Linked DNA regions of Homo sapiens: region 2 is linked to region 1. A link is a contact called in ENCODE Hi-C or POLR2A ChIA-PET data. All regions are on one chromosome and are shown on one strand. Each heading gives the region's core, a stretch centred on a gene start or an enhancer-like site at or near the end of the contact. The rest is flanking DNA. Distances are from core to core; before and after follow the strand shown.

Region 1 (5,992 bases), core at 1,143-3,642:
TTCTCTTCATTTCTGTCAGCATATTTATCTGTACTTCTGTCCACAGTTAAATCTTTGCCCATAAGGAGTTCACCTTGGAAATGACAGCGTGACCTGACTTCACACTAAACATCCTAGACCATGCACACAGACGGTCCTTTTACCTGGGACTGATAAGGAAAGCCAAGCTTAGGATTTGTGTCATATGAAGGCTTATTCTCAGCAGCCTGGCTCCTTGATCTCGCCCAAAGGCAACTTTTTAGCTTCCCATAAATCATTCATTTATCTGCATTACATCATCTTTGCAGGACAACTGCATAGAAGTAACCTCCCAACCCAGCTGACCAATCTGCGCAGGTAGCAAGCGCTCCCTGCATAACTTCTTAGTGGCCTCCCTTCAGGATTGGTTCCCTACCCACTTGTATTAGTCAGCTATTACCAAAATAATGCTATGTAACAATCATCCTCAACATTTGGTGGCTTAAAATAACTATCGATTCTCTCCACTGACTGTACGGTTCAGCTAGCTCCAGGCTGAGGATCGACCTCAATCTGCTTCACTTGCTAACCAGAGTATACTCTTTTCATGGCGAATAGTGGGGATGCCAGAGACCAAGTTGAATTGCACACTTCAAGCCTCTGCTTATGTTGTAGTTGCTTCTGTTCATTGACTCAAGCAAGTCACAAGGACAAGCCTCAAGTTGGTGGGGCAGAGGAAGTATCCTCTTCCCTAAATGGGCAGGGAGAAGAGTGAACGTTTGCTGAACAATAAGATTATCAATCACACTACCCCTCTAGCCTCATCTTGAGCCCTCTACCCCTTAATTCCTGTTTAGCCAGTCAAAATGTACTGGGCAGTCTCTAGCCTCAGGACCTTTGCATATGCTGTTCTCTCTGCCTGGAAGTCTCTTTCTCTTCCTAGTCCTCAATTACTCCTTCTGATTCTTCAGATTTATGTCTCCTTACTTCCGCAGAGAATTCTGCCCTAATCCCAAGACCAGGTTGAGCCTACACTCTGTACCAGGCACTGCCCTTAGTCACTGCCCAGCTTCCAGGAAGCCGCTCCATTCATAGCACTCTGAGAAAGCTTCCCATTTTCATGCTTTTGCTCCCTCTATCTGTGATCTCCTGTCTTGTTGTTGTTGTTGTTGTTGTTGCTGTTGCTGTTGAGACAGTATCTTGTTCTGTTGCCCAGGCTGGAGTGCAGTGGCACAGTCATGGCTTACCATAGCCTCAACTTCCTGGGCTTATGATCCTCCCACCTCAGCCTCCTGGGTATCTGTGACTACAGGTGCATATCATCATTCCTGGCTCATTTTTGCATTTTTTATAGAGACGGTGTCTCACCACATTGTCCAGGCTGCTCTTGAATTTCTGGGCTCAAGCAATTCACCCACCTCAGCCTCCCAAAGTGCTGGGATTACAGGCATGAGCCACCGCGCCCGGCCCATCTGTCTTACCTTTATCCATTTGGCTCCTTTGTATAATTCATAGCTCAGCCTAAACATGACTTTCCCTGAGCACCTAAAGTAACACATTACACTCTGCATAACACTTAAACAATTGACTTTTTTTGTCTTAGTCATTGGATAGTTCCACCAGCAGGTATACCCCAGTAAAGAAAGTTCTTGTCTAATTTGCCCAACCCTGTATCACCAGAGCCTGGCACACTGCTTGGCCCATGGTAGGAACTCAAATCTTTTAAAAGCGAATTGCAAATTTGGTAGTAGTGCTTCAGCAGCCCTTGTGTCTGTGAGGCTGACCTCTGCAATGTCTGGGGTCAGATCCGTCCGTTTGCGGTCACACCTCTTTTCGTAAGACAGGCCCAAGTGGTTAGTTACCTGGCTCACCATGAATATGTGTTAAGCCTCTGAAAGGCGCTCTCAAGGTTGAGTTCCCACTGGCGCAGATGTCTGTGCAAGTGGTTAGGTGACCCAGTAAGAGAGGGGAAGTGAGACAAGGAAGGGAGAAAAAGCCCTACAGGGTGTGTCTGTGGGGAACTGGGGTCCGCAGCATGGGGAGTAAAACACACCTTAGCTATCCCCATGGAGGGGCACTGGACCTGGGGTGTGTGTCCACCAGGCATGGCTGAGGGCAGCTGGGGACTGGAGGGGTAACACCCTGGAACTTCTGGCCTGGCTTGTACCAGGGGCTGGGCTGGCTGGGGCAGCCAGAGAGGACCCTCAGGCAAAGCCAGCAGTTGTTGGAAACCGTTAGGGTGGGATCAGCCTGCCCAGGAGTGAGGGGCAGCTGCCACAGGCAGAGCCTGTTGGGATCTGTGACAGAGACCGGTGGAATGAATGAGCTGACATCAGGGAGAGGACAGTGGGGTGAGGAGCAGGGCGGTCAGGCGTGGGGAGAGACAGGGGCCATGCCGAGGCCAGCTTTTACAGCCGCGCCTGGAGCAGCTCAGGGGTCTTAGGAGGGAGAGGTCCTTCCGACTGACGATGACTCATCCCAGGGGTGGGCCTAGGAGGATCCCGAGCCCAGAGTCCAGGCTCAAAGCCATCGGCAGTTACTTGGCAATTTATTCCCGGTTTCTCAGAGGTAACAGCCAACGCAGGAACAGTGTGTTGCTCCCTTTAAAAAGGCTTAGAACATTCCGGAAAGAGACCTAAATTTAATAGCAGGAGAGAGGGAGGAGGGGAAGTGGTTGCAGAGCCTGGAGGGAAGCCAGGAATCCTGCCTCCTCCTCCCCAGCCGCAGAGGACATGCGGACATGTGTGGGCAGGTCCCTTCTGACCCATGGCAGGTCCCTGTTGATGGTCAGGCTGGGGATCGTGCAGGCCTTTTTGTTATCCCGGGGTCTCCTTCTGAGCTATGCTAACACTGTGCAGTGCCTATAACCAAGAAGAAAAAGGAAAGAAACAGAGGAAACTCAAAGCAGCCAGCCTCTCTGACTTGTGAGCAGCTTGGGTAAAGGACCGGTGGCTGAGCCAATTTTTAATCACAGCTCACCTGCCTAGTACCGCCCGTGAGACCAGTGACCACCGAAGCCGGGCGAGGGCCCACGCCTCCCCTCGCCGTGGTTTCTGTGGTTAACTCCGCTGCACTGAACACCTCCCCTCCTCCCCTCTTCACTTCTGCGTGTGCGCCGCGTCCAGACCGACGGCCCTAAGGCTGCTTTAACCCAAGCACTGCCGGTCCGTGGAGGTCCCCATGGACACCCTCACTGCACAGGGGTTAGGACCTTGCCTCTGGGGCCAGATGGTCTGCGTTCAGAACCTGGCTGTGCCAACCACTGGGTCCCAGTTTCTCCGAGCCCCGCTCAGTGAGAGTGTCTTCCCATAACGGGGGTGAGCCTCACGTCACCCCGTTCATCTGGGGCCCAGGGAAAGCACGGTGGTCTGTTTCAGCACTGGAGGAAACAATGTCTGTGTTGACCTCATGGAGAGATGGCTGTCCTCTCCAGGGAGGTCCCTTCCCAGAGAATTTTGAAAGGCAGTTTGACTGTTAGCAATTTTTGGTTTAGACACAACTTTAGAATCTTTTCTCCTGTGTTTCAAGTGACTTCCATCGGTGTGGTTTCTCCAGGGGTGATCCCAGGGACACCAGCTTGAGAATCACCTGGGGAAGGGGTAGGGTGGGGGGAGGAGGGGGCTTATCAAATGCAGTTCCTTGGGACCAGCCCGTTCTTTGCTTCTCTCAGAACCCCTGTGAGTAGATGGATAATCAACCTCCTTTTACCATAGATGAAACTGAGGCTCGGAGAAGTTAGGGGACATGCCCGAGATGATTTAATTAAATAATGACAGGCATATCTTCAACTGCTGCAGCCCCTGCCCTGGTCACAGGCTCCCTGTGGACCCCACCTGCTAAACATAAACAAACCCATAGTGCAGCAGCCACAACTCAAGCTGGGAGGCCTTTGTGGAGGTTGATTTTTATCTCCCCGCAGTCAGGCACAAGTGAGAATTTCATAAATAGTTCTAACAAAGCTGCCTTTCACAGCCAGCTCTTTGCACTGTAAAAAATAATAATAATAAAATAAAAACCTGATTTCAGAAACCATGTCCCCAGGCTTCATTGTTTCTTTCTGTTTTTCAACTCTTTGACATTTTACTCACAGGGGAACTTTCTCAAACACTTCATGCATCCATTCAACAAAATTTATTGAGCACCTTCTATGTGTCAGGGGCCATACAAGGTGATAGAATCAACTGCTGTGAGTAAGATGAAGGTCTTGCCTTTATGAAGCTTCTACTCAAGAAAACAAAAAGGGAAAGTGTCAGGGGAAATGAGAGCTAATAAGTAACATTAGGCAGGTGATAGGGTTTAGGACATGTTACCCCAAAATAGAGCATCTTGGCATCTGAGAAAACCAGCAGAAGCGGGAAGGTCTCTTTGACCCCAACCCTTCTCCCCTGAAGCACACCATCAAACATCATAGAATCCTCTGACCTTCTGCTGAAGTCGGTCATAAGAGCCTCATGTGGAATACAGTGGAATACTACTCATGTGGGCAGTGCCTACGTCATAAGCAGAGGAAAGGAGAGTATATGAAGCAGGAACTCAGCAAAGAATCTGAACAAACAGGCCCCCAGGTTATTATCAGTAGATCACACCCCCTTTGTCCAATCGCACTGCTCCAGGACTATCCACCTCTTCATGAAACTTAGCGTAAAAATACACAGGTTTCCCCGTTGTTGTTTTTTGCGGTCTTTCACTTCTAAAGGGACCCATGTCATATAAAACTATATTAAATAAATTTCTATGCTTTTCTCTTGTGAAAAGAAATCTTTCCTCCCCTGCACAAGGTAAGTAAGATAGAGTGTGAAGGTGGAGAGGTGTCATTTATTTTAACTCTAAAAGATAGGGACTTTTACAAAACATAACCTCAATGCCATTATCACACTTAAAAAATAACCAGGACTCCTTAATATGCAATCATGTCCCATCAGTGTTCACACCTCCCCATTGTCACGAATATTTTTGCATGCTATGAACCTTACTTAAATTCAGGTTCTAACAAATCTCTTTCAGTCTTTAGGTTCTTACCCATTTCCTTTCTTCGTTTTTGTTTCTTGCAGGTTTTTGTTGAAATGGCCAGGTCATTTGTCCCCTAGAATATCCTGTGGTATGGATTTTGCAGATTGCATGCCCATGCCATCATTTCTTCTGTTAGGAGGTGCCATTGTATGCAGAATGTGACATCTGAACAGAGGCTGGAATGAAAGACAAGGGCGGGAGCCATGCAGAAATCTGAGAGTAAGAGGGTCCCGTTCAGCTTTCATTTTTTCTTAGCTTTACTGCTCATAGTTGTGACCTCTGAAACCTCCTTCTTTTTTCATGTAAGTTCCCCTTCCCGACTATTACAAGTAACTCAGCTGGCCGGGTGTGGTGGCTCACGCCTGTAATCCCAGCACTTTGGGAGACCGAGGCAGGCAGGAGTTCGAGATCAGACCAACATGGCGAAACCCTGTCTCTAATTAAAAAAAAAAAAATTAGCCAGGCATGGTGGCATGCAGCTGTAATCCCAGCTACTTGGGAGGCTGAGGCAGGAGAATCGCTTGAACCCAGGAGGCGGAGGTTGCAGTGAGCCAAGATCACGCCAATGCACTCCAGCCTGGGTGACAGACTGAGACTCTGTCTCAAACAAACAAACAAACAAACAAACAACAACGACAACAAGTAACCCAGCTGCCTTCATCAATCTACAGTGAAATATGTGTGGTTAAAAGCCCTTGGCCTTAAAAACTGGAAACAACCTGAATTTCTATCAGCAGAACAAATCAATCAAGTGCAGTATATTTCTACAGTGGAATACTACTCAGCAATGAAAAATGAATGAGCTACTAATTCAAGCACTATACACATGGGTAAATCTCAAAAACAAGTTGAGTGAAAGAGGCTGGATACAAAACAGCACACACTGTAGGCTGCCACCTATGAAGTTCAAGGACAGGCAAAACTACTCTGAGCAGCACTTTCTTTGGGAGTGATAGTGACTGGAAAAGGGGCATAAGAGAACCTTCTGGAAGGCAAGGGATGCTCCATAGCTTGAGCTGGGTGG
Region 2 (5,992 bases), core at 913-3,412, 110 kb after region 1:
AGGTGATATTAGGAAGCACCAGTAGGAGAGAAGGGAAGGGAAATAAGGATGGAAGGTGACATTAATAAATGAGTTACCACTATGAGCAACTGGAGCTCAATCCCCCTGGACATTCTCTGAGAGGCTGCATAGATTACAACTCAAAATCATCCTGTCCAGAGATAGGGAGGCTGGGTATCCACCCCGCAGCTCGCAGTCCTCACTGACTGAGGGCTGTTCACAGGGCATTCATTCTTGGCACTTGCAGCCTCCTCGGTGCCCTGCTAGGCTTGCTCTGCATTCAGAGAGAACCTTTGGGCAGGGAGACACTGGTGCTTGAGGTAAGAGCCATGCTGTGCACACCAAGCTGCAGGTGACTCCAGGGTGGCCTGGAGAAGAAGTGCAGGCACTGGCGGCCTCTATGATCATTAGCACTGCTTTCATTTGCTCAGGCTGCCATAGCAAAGCACGGTCAGCCCTCTGCATCTGTGGGTTCCACATCTATGGAATCAAGAATATTCAGGGGGAAAAACTACATCTGTACTGAACATGCACAGACTTTTTTTTCCTGTCATTATTCCCTAAACAATATGACATAACAAGTACTTACGTGGCATTTATATTGTATTAGATATTATCAGGAATCTGGAGATGGTTTAAGGTATATAGGAAGGTGTGCATAGTTTATATGCAAATACTATGCCATTTTATATCAAGGACTTGAGTATCCTTGGATTTTGGGTGCACGGGGGTCCTGAAACCAATCCCCCATGGATACCAAGTGATGACTGTACCAAAAACTGGGTGGCTTTAAATGACAGTGTATTCTCTCCCAGTCCTGGAGGCTAGTCCAAAATCAAGGCTTCAGCTGGGCTGTGCTCCCTCTGAAGGCTCTGGGAAAGAATCCACCTTGCCAAGGCAGTTCTTAACAATCATCGGTGTTCCTTGGCTTGTGGCCACATAACTTACCTCTGCCCTCACAGGCCCATCTTCTCTGAGTCTTAGCTCTGTGTGTATCTGGCTCTGTGTCCCAATTTCCCCCTTTAAGAACACCAACCACATTGGAAAGGGCCCATCTCACCCAGTGACCTCAACTAATTACATCTGCAACAATCCTATTTCCAAATAAAGTCCCATTCTCAGGAACTGGGGGTTAAGGCTTCAACATATCTTTTTGGAGGGATGCAATTTGATGCCCACCAGGCACCTTATATGTGTTATATTCTTCAATCGTGACAGCAGCTGTGAGACAGGTGTGCTTCTCCAGGTATCACACAGAGGAAATTGAGGCCCTGAGAGGTGAAGCGACCCTCTTGAGAGCCCCCAGGTAGGAAGCTGCAGAGCTGGAAGCTGAACACAGCTCTGTGACAGGCTGAAGTCCATCATGTGCTCTTCTAAACAGTATTGTCTGCTGTAGCCCACCCTGGCTTTAAGGAGGAGAAAGCCAATGCGCAGGCTCCTAAGCCAGGCTCCTCGAGTTCAAGTCCCACCTCCACTGCTGACTACCATGAGACCCCCACACATTCCTGACCTCCTTTAAGGCTCCCCCTGAAAAATGGGAATCAGAGCAGTGCCTGCACCACAGACTTATGATGAAGATCAATTTAAATAATATATGAAAAATATTTAGTAAGCGTACAGTGAATGTCAGTTGCTGTCATTATCATCACAGTTACATTTAATATTCTGAACATTAAACACCACGAGCCTCTATACAAAGCTCATATTTCCAGGCCACAATTCAGGATCATTTTTGTCTTTCACTCCTTGCTACAGCTGCCCACGAGTGATTCCAGGCAGGGCCATGACGGCTGCTGGGGTGGGCGGTGCCAGCCCTTCTCCCCCATCCCTGCGTGCCCCCCTGCTCGCCCCTGCTTGCTAATGCCCATGTGACATGAGACTCTGAAAGCAGCGATAAAAACAGCAGCTCTTAATCTGCCTGCTGCATGTGGCTTTATCTGAACCCCTCCTCCCTGGGCTGCTGGGGGCTCAAGGGGAGATGGGCAGATTAAGAGCAACGTTTCCGACATGCCCTCCCACCTCCTGCAAACTGGGGCTGCCGCCAGCAGATTTCCTCAAAGCCCAGCGAGGCAGCCGCCGGAGGAATGTGCGGCCTCCTTGGCATGGCAGACATTCAAGGGAGCCCACAAAGGCGCTGTTATGAAAACCCTCTGGAGCACGGGGTAGGATGGGAGCGTTTCATTTGCAATTGGGATTGCACATTTCAAGAACGGGAGCTCGGCAACAGAACGCATGCATGTGAACACACACGGCTCATAATTAATTCATTTCACTTCCTCCTGTTGAAAAAATATTGCAGGAGATGGGGGGTGGAACCACCAGTCTGAGCAGGTAGTTATTTCTGTGCCTGGGGCTCAGCCTGGCTGAGAACCAACCTGTCTAACATGGAAGCTGAAGGGCAAGTAACTCTCGTGCGGGCTCCTGCCCCAGCCGAGGTACAGCCAGCAAGGCGTTCCTGGGTGCCCGGAAGTGGCTTCCCCAGACTGGTCTCCTCCACCTGCATTTTGTGTGGTCTTCTCATTCTTGGACAAGATTGTCTTTTAACTGCTAAAAACTAGAGATAGAGCTAGGAGCTATCACTTAGCCACTGGCACTTCCCAGCAACTCCCCAGGAGTTACAATGCTCAGGACGTATTGGCAAACTTGTAGGAACTACAGGACCCGTGCGAGGTCCTAGATAAGGTGAGGAAAGCCCCACTCCCTTCCCTCAAGCAGCCTACAGTTCAGAGGGAGGAGGCAAGTTAAGTAGGTGTGTGCATGGCCTACTGTGGAAGAACAGAAGGGGAAAGCCAAATCTAGCCTGGCAGTCAGGGAAGGAGAATGGTACATCCACGAGGAAATGGAAAGAATGAACAGGAGTTAGCAGGGAGAATCAAAAGTGCAAAGACCCTACAGCTAAGAACAGCCTGGTACATTCTGGAATATTCTGGAATGGGAGGTTTAAGGGGTGGTGATGGTGCCAGGAGGATTAGAGTTAAAAAAGCAAGGGTTTAAAAACTGACTTTGGTTTCTCTATCTGAGGGGGCACTCACTTAAAATGATAAAGACAGGCTAGGCTCAGTGGCTTACACCTATATTTCCAACACTTTGAGAAGCCAAGGCGGGAAGATCGCTTGAGCCCAGGGGTTTGAGATCAGCCTTGCCAACATGGTGAGACCCCGTTTCTACAAAATTTTAACAATTAGCGGGCATAGCGGCATGCCCCTGCGGTCTCAGCTACTTGGGAGGCTGAGGTAGGAGGATCACTTGAGCCCTGAAGGTCAAGGTTGCAGTGAGCCGTGATCATGTCACTGCACTCTAGCCTGGGCGACAGAGCAAGACCCTATCTCAAAAAAAAAAAAAAAAAAAAAAAAAAAAAAAAAAAAAAGAGGTCCTGATAGCCCAAAATGGTCATGAGTAAATTTTACTTGATAGAAAAAAAAAATGTGTTTTTTTTCATTCTATCACTTACTCATGTAAATAAATGTTTACTGAACATCAGCAACATACCAGGCCCTGTGCTAGTTATTGATTATTCAAAGGTAATTCAGATGTGCTCTTGTCTTCAAGGAGTTCACAGTCTAACAGAAACAGAAGTCATCGCTAAGGTTGTTCGTACACTCAGAGGTCCCAGGCGCCCTATGTGCCCTGTCCCATTTGTTCCTCTGCAGGCTCTGCCTTCTAAGTGGGAGTGGAGGGAAACTTCGGGACGCATTTGTCCTCCACAGTCACTCAGTGCCCTATGTCAAATGCGTGGTGGAGAGGGGACGGGGACATGGAGAGAGGAAGAGACAGAAACAGACAGGCAGACATTGAGACAGAGAGAAGCAAAGATAGGAACGGAAAGAGATAGAAAGACAGTCAGACAGTGGAGAGAAACTGACTAAATAAACAGAGGACCGGGAAAGAGAGGGTGGGAGAGAAAAACAGATAAATGCAGAGAGAGAGAGAGAGAGAGAGAGAGAGGCAGAGGCAGACAGGTAGAGGGACTGGGAGAGAGAAATAGAAGCAAGGTACAGCCTCATTCACAGAAAGAGAAAGAAACAGAGGGAAAATGAAAGACTCCAGACTGAAAGGGGCAGAGGCTGGGAAGGTGACACCCCAGCTGAGTTCTTTCTTTAAAAAAAAATCCAGGGCTCTAGTGCTTGCTAGCTGGGGTCTGGCTTGGCTGGTCTCCAGGTGTCCCTACAGGCACGGCTGAGTCAGAGCCAACACGGTGGGAGAGGCTGGGGCTCTAGACACAGGGTCCTGAGACACCCAGTCCAGGGGAGTGGGAGCCAGCTACAACAGCTCACCCTTCCCCAGGTGTTTTCCTCCCCACCCGTCCCCACACACCTGGCCAAGGCCCTCACTGCAGGGACTGACTGGTGCACCTGAGGAGTTAAGGTTGCCGAGAATCCTCCAGGACTAGCCCCTGCAACTGGTCCCCTGCACAGTCTGGCCAAGGAAGCAGTCTCCAGAGCTGCTGTGTGTGGAGTCCTGTGGGCTGCCTGGGGCCCTCAGCTGTCCGGCCACTGTGTATGGGGCTGTCTTTTGGTGCCAGGCTCTGCATCCTCACAATAAGGCAGGCACTTGTAGCCTATTTTACAGGTAGGGAAACCAAGTCCTGGAGAAGTCAAGGGCTTGTGCAAGATTACACAGCTGGCACACCTAACTAGTAAGTTCACTGCTACCGTGCTAAGCATTTGTCATTCATTATTACGGAAACCCTTGAAGCAGGCTTTAGGAGCGCCATTTTATAGATTAAGAAACTGAAGTCTGAAGAGGTTAGGCAGCATGCTTGGGTGACAGTACCAGTGTCGAAAAGAGCTAGGATGAGAACCTTGGCATGCTCGTCTCAGAAGCTCTGAATCCCTTCCGTACACACCCCTAGCCCCAGGACACACACCTCTTCTCCCTTGAAACCTCAGCATCCAGGACCTAGGAGAAAAACGGATTGCATCTTCTGATGGAGACATGCTATGCCCAGTGGCACTCACCTTCCACAGCACGGCTGCAGCCAGCGATTTGCCCTCAGCCCTATTTCTCTACCCCAAGCTTTCTCAGCCTGGGACCACGAAATCCAAGGAGTCTGTGGATAGAATTCAGAGGGTCAGTGGACTTGGGTGGAATCATTATTTTCACTAACTTCTAACCAAAGTTCAGCATTTGTCTCCATTGTAAATGTGACAAACTACAGTCAGATTAGCAGCGCCTGTGACTGTCACCAGTAGAAATCACAGATAGTTACCTATGGAAGGACAGTTGCTGCAGACGTCTCAGCACATTATGCATGTTCAGCACCACTTCAAGCTTCTGGTAGCTGTGAGACACACTGCCAGACCTTCTCATTTAACGCATTCATAAAGAAGCACATATGTAAAAAAAAAAAAAAAAAAGAAGAAGAAGAAGCATATATGTACATTTCTTTTTAATATCTTGATAATTGCATATTTTTTTTGAGACAGAGTTTCCCCCTGTCACAGGCTGGAGTGCAAGGTGCAATCTCATCTTACTGCAACCCCCACCTCCCAGGCTCAAGCGATTCTTGTGCCTCAGTCCCCCGAGTAGCTGGGATTACAGACGCGTGCCACCACGCTGGCTAATTTTTGTATTTTTAGTAGAGACAGGGTTTCACCATGTTGGCAAGGCTGGTCTTGAGCTTCTGGCCTCAAGTGATCTGCCCACTTCAGCTTCCCAAAGTGCTGGGATTACAGGTTGTGAGCCACCATGCCCAGATGATAATTGTATTTCAAAACTATTTCTTTCCTTAGTACTTTTTTTTTTTTTTTGAGACAGAGTCTTGCTCTGTCATCCAGGCTGGAGTGCAGTGGCATGATCATGGCTCACTGCAGCTTTGACCTCCTGGGCTCAAGTGATCCTCCCACCTCAGCCTCCCAAGTAGCTGGGACTACAGGTGTGCACCACCACACCTGGCTAATTTTATTTTTAATTTTTAATAGAGAAGACGTCTCACTGTTGCCCAGGCTGGTCTCGAACTAGAGAAGATGTCTCGCTCTTGCCCAGGCTGGTC

Evidence for each region. A loop is a pair of places that touch in the nucleus more often than their neighbours do. ChIA-PET counts read pairs that join two places held with the same protein, here RNA polymerase II (POLR2A). Pooled maps may share reads with other maps.
Region 2: a map with no recorded cell type shows a loop between it and region 1 (4-fold over the local background). The contact joins two enhancer-like sites. A Hi-C loop is called at or near these places in 2 of 168 maps with a recorded cell type or tissue (B cell and prostate gland), 5 of 37 single-sample maps with no recorded cell type and 7 of 50 pooled maps. POLR2A ChIA-PET finds 5 or more read pairs at or near these places in 5 of 52 experiments (A549, B cell, CD4-positive, alpha-beta T cell and 2 more).

Annotation. Positions count from the first base shown.
Region 1 is chr3:72,174,824-72,180,815 of GRCh38, forward strand. No RefSeq gene overlaps it. Among named protein-coding and RNA genes, the nearest start is that of LINC00870, 27 kb to the left of the region's middle. RefSeq lists enhancers at 1,526-1,635, 2,226-2,355, 2,307-2,907, 2,676-2,735, 2,746-2,795 and a silencer at 2,896-3,035. Within about 2 kb of position 2,393, at least 14 of the 41 ENCODE cell types and tissues checked have a DNase peak (open chromatin) inside an H3K27ac peak, as active enhancers do; they include prostate gland, where a contact is called at or near this core.
Region 2 is chr3:72,287,214-72,293,205 of GRCh38, forward strand. LOC105377158 (a long non-coding RNA gene) reads right to left here. Exons shown (of 6, transcript XR_001740749.3): 4 at 5,210-5,302; 5 at 4,959-5,050. Among named protein-coding and RNA genes, the nearest start is that of LINC00870, 140 kb to the left of the region's middle. RefSeq lists a cis regulatory region at 1,614-2,850 and an enhancer at 4,331-4,831. Within about 2 kb of position 2,163, at least 5 of the 41 ENCODE cell types and tissues checked have a DNase peak (open chromatin) inside an H3K27ac peak, as active enhancers do; they include prostate gland, where a contact is called at or near this core.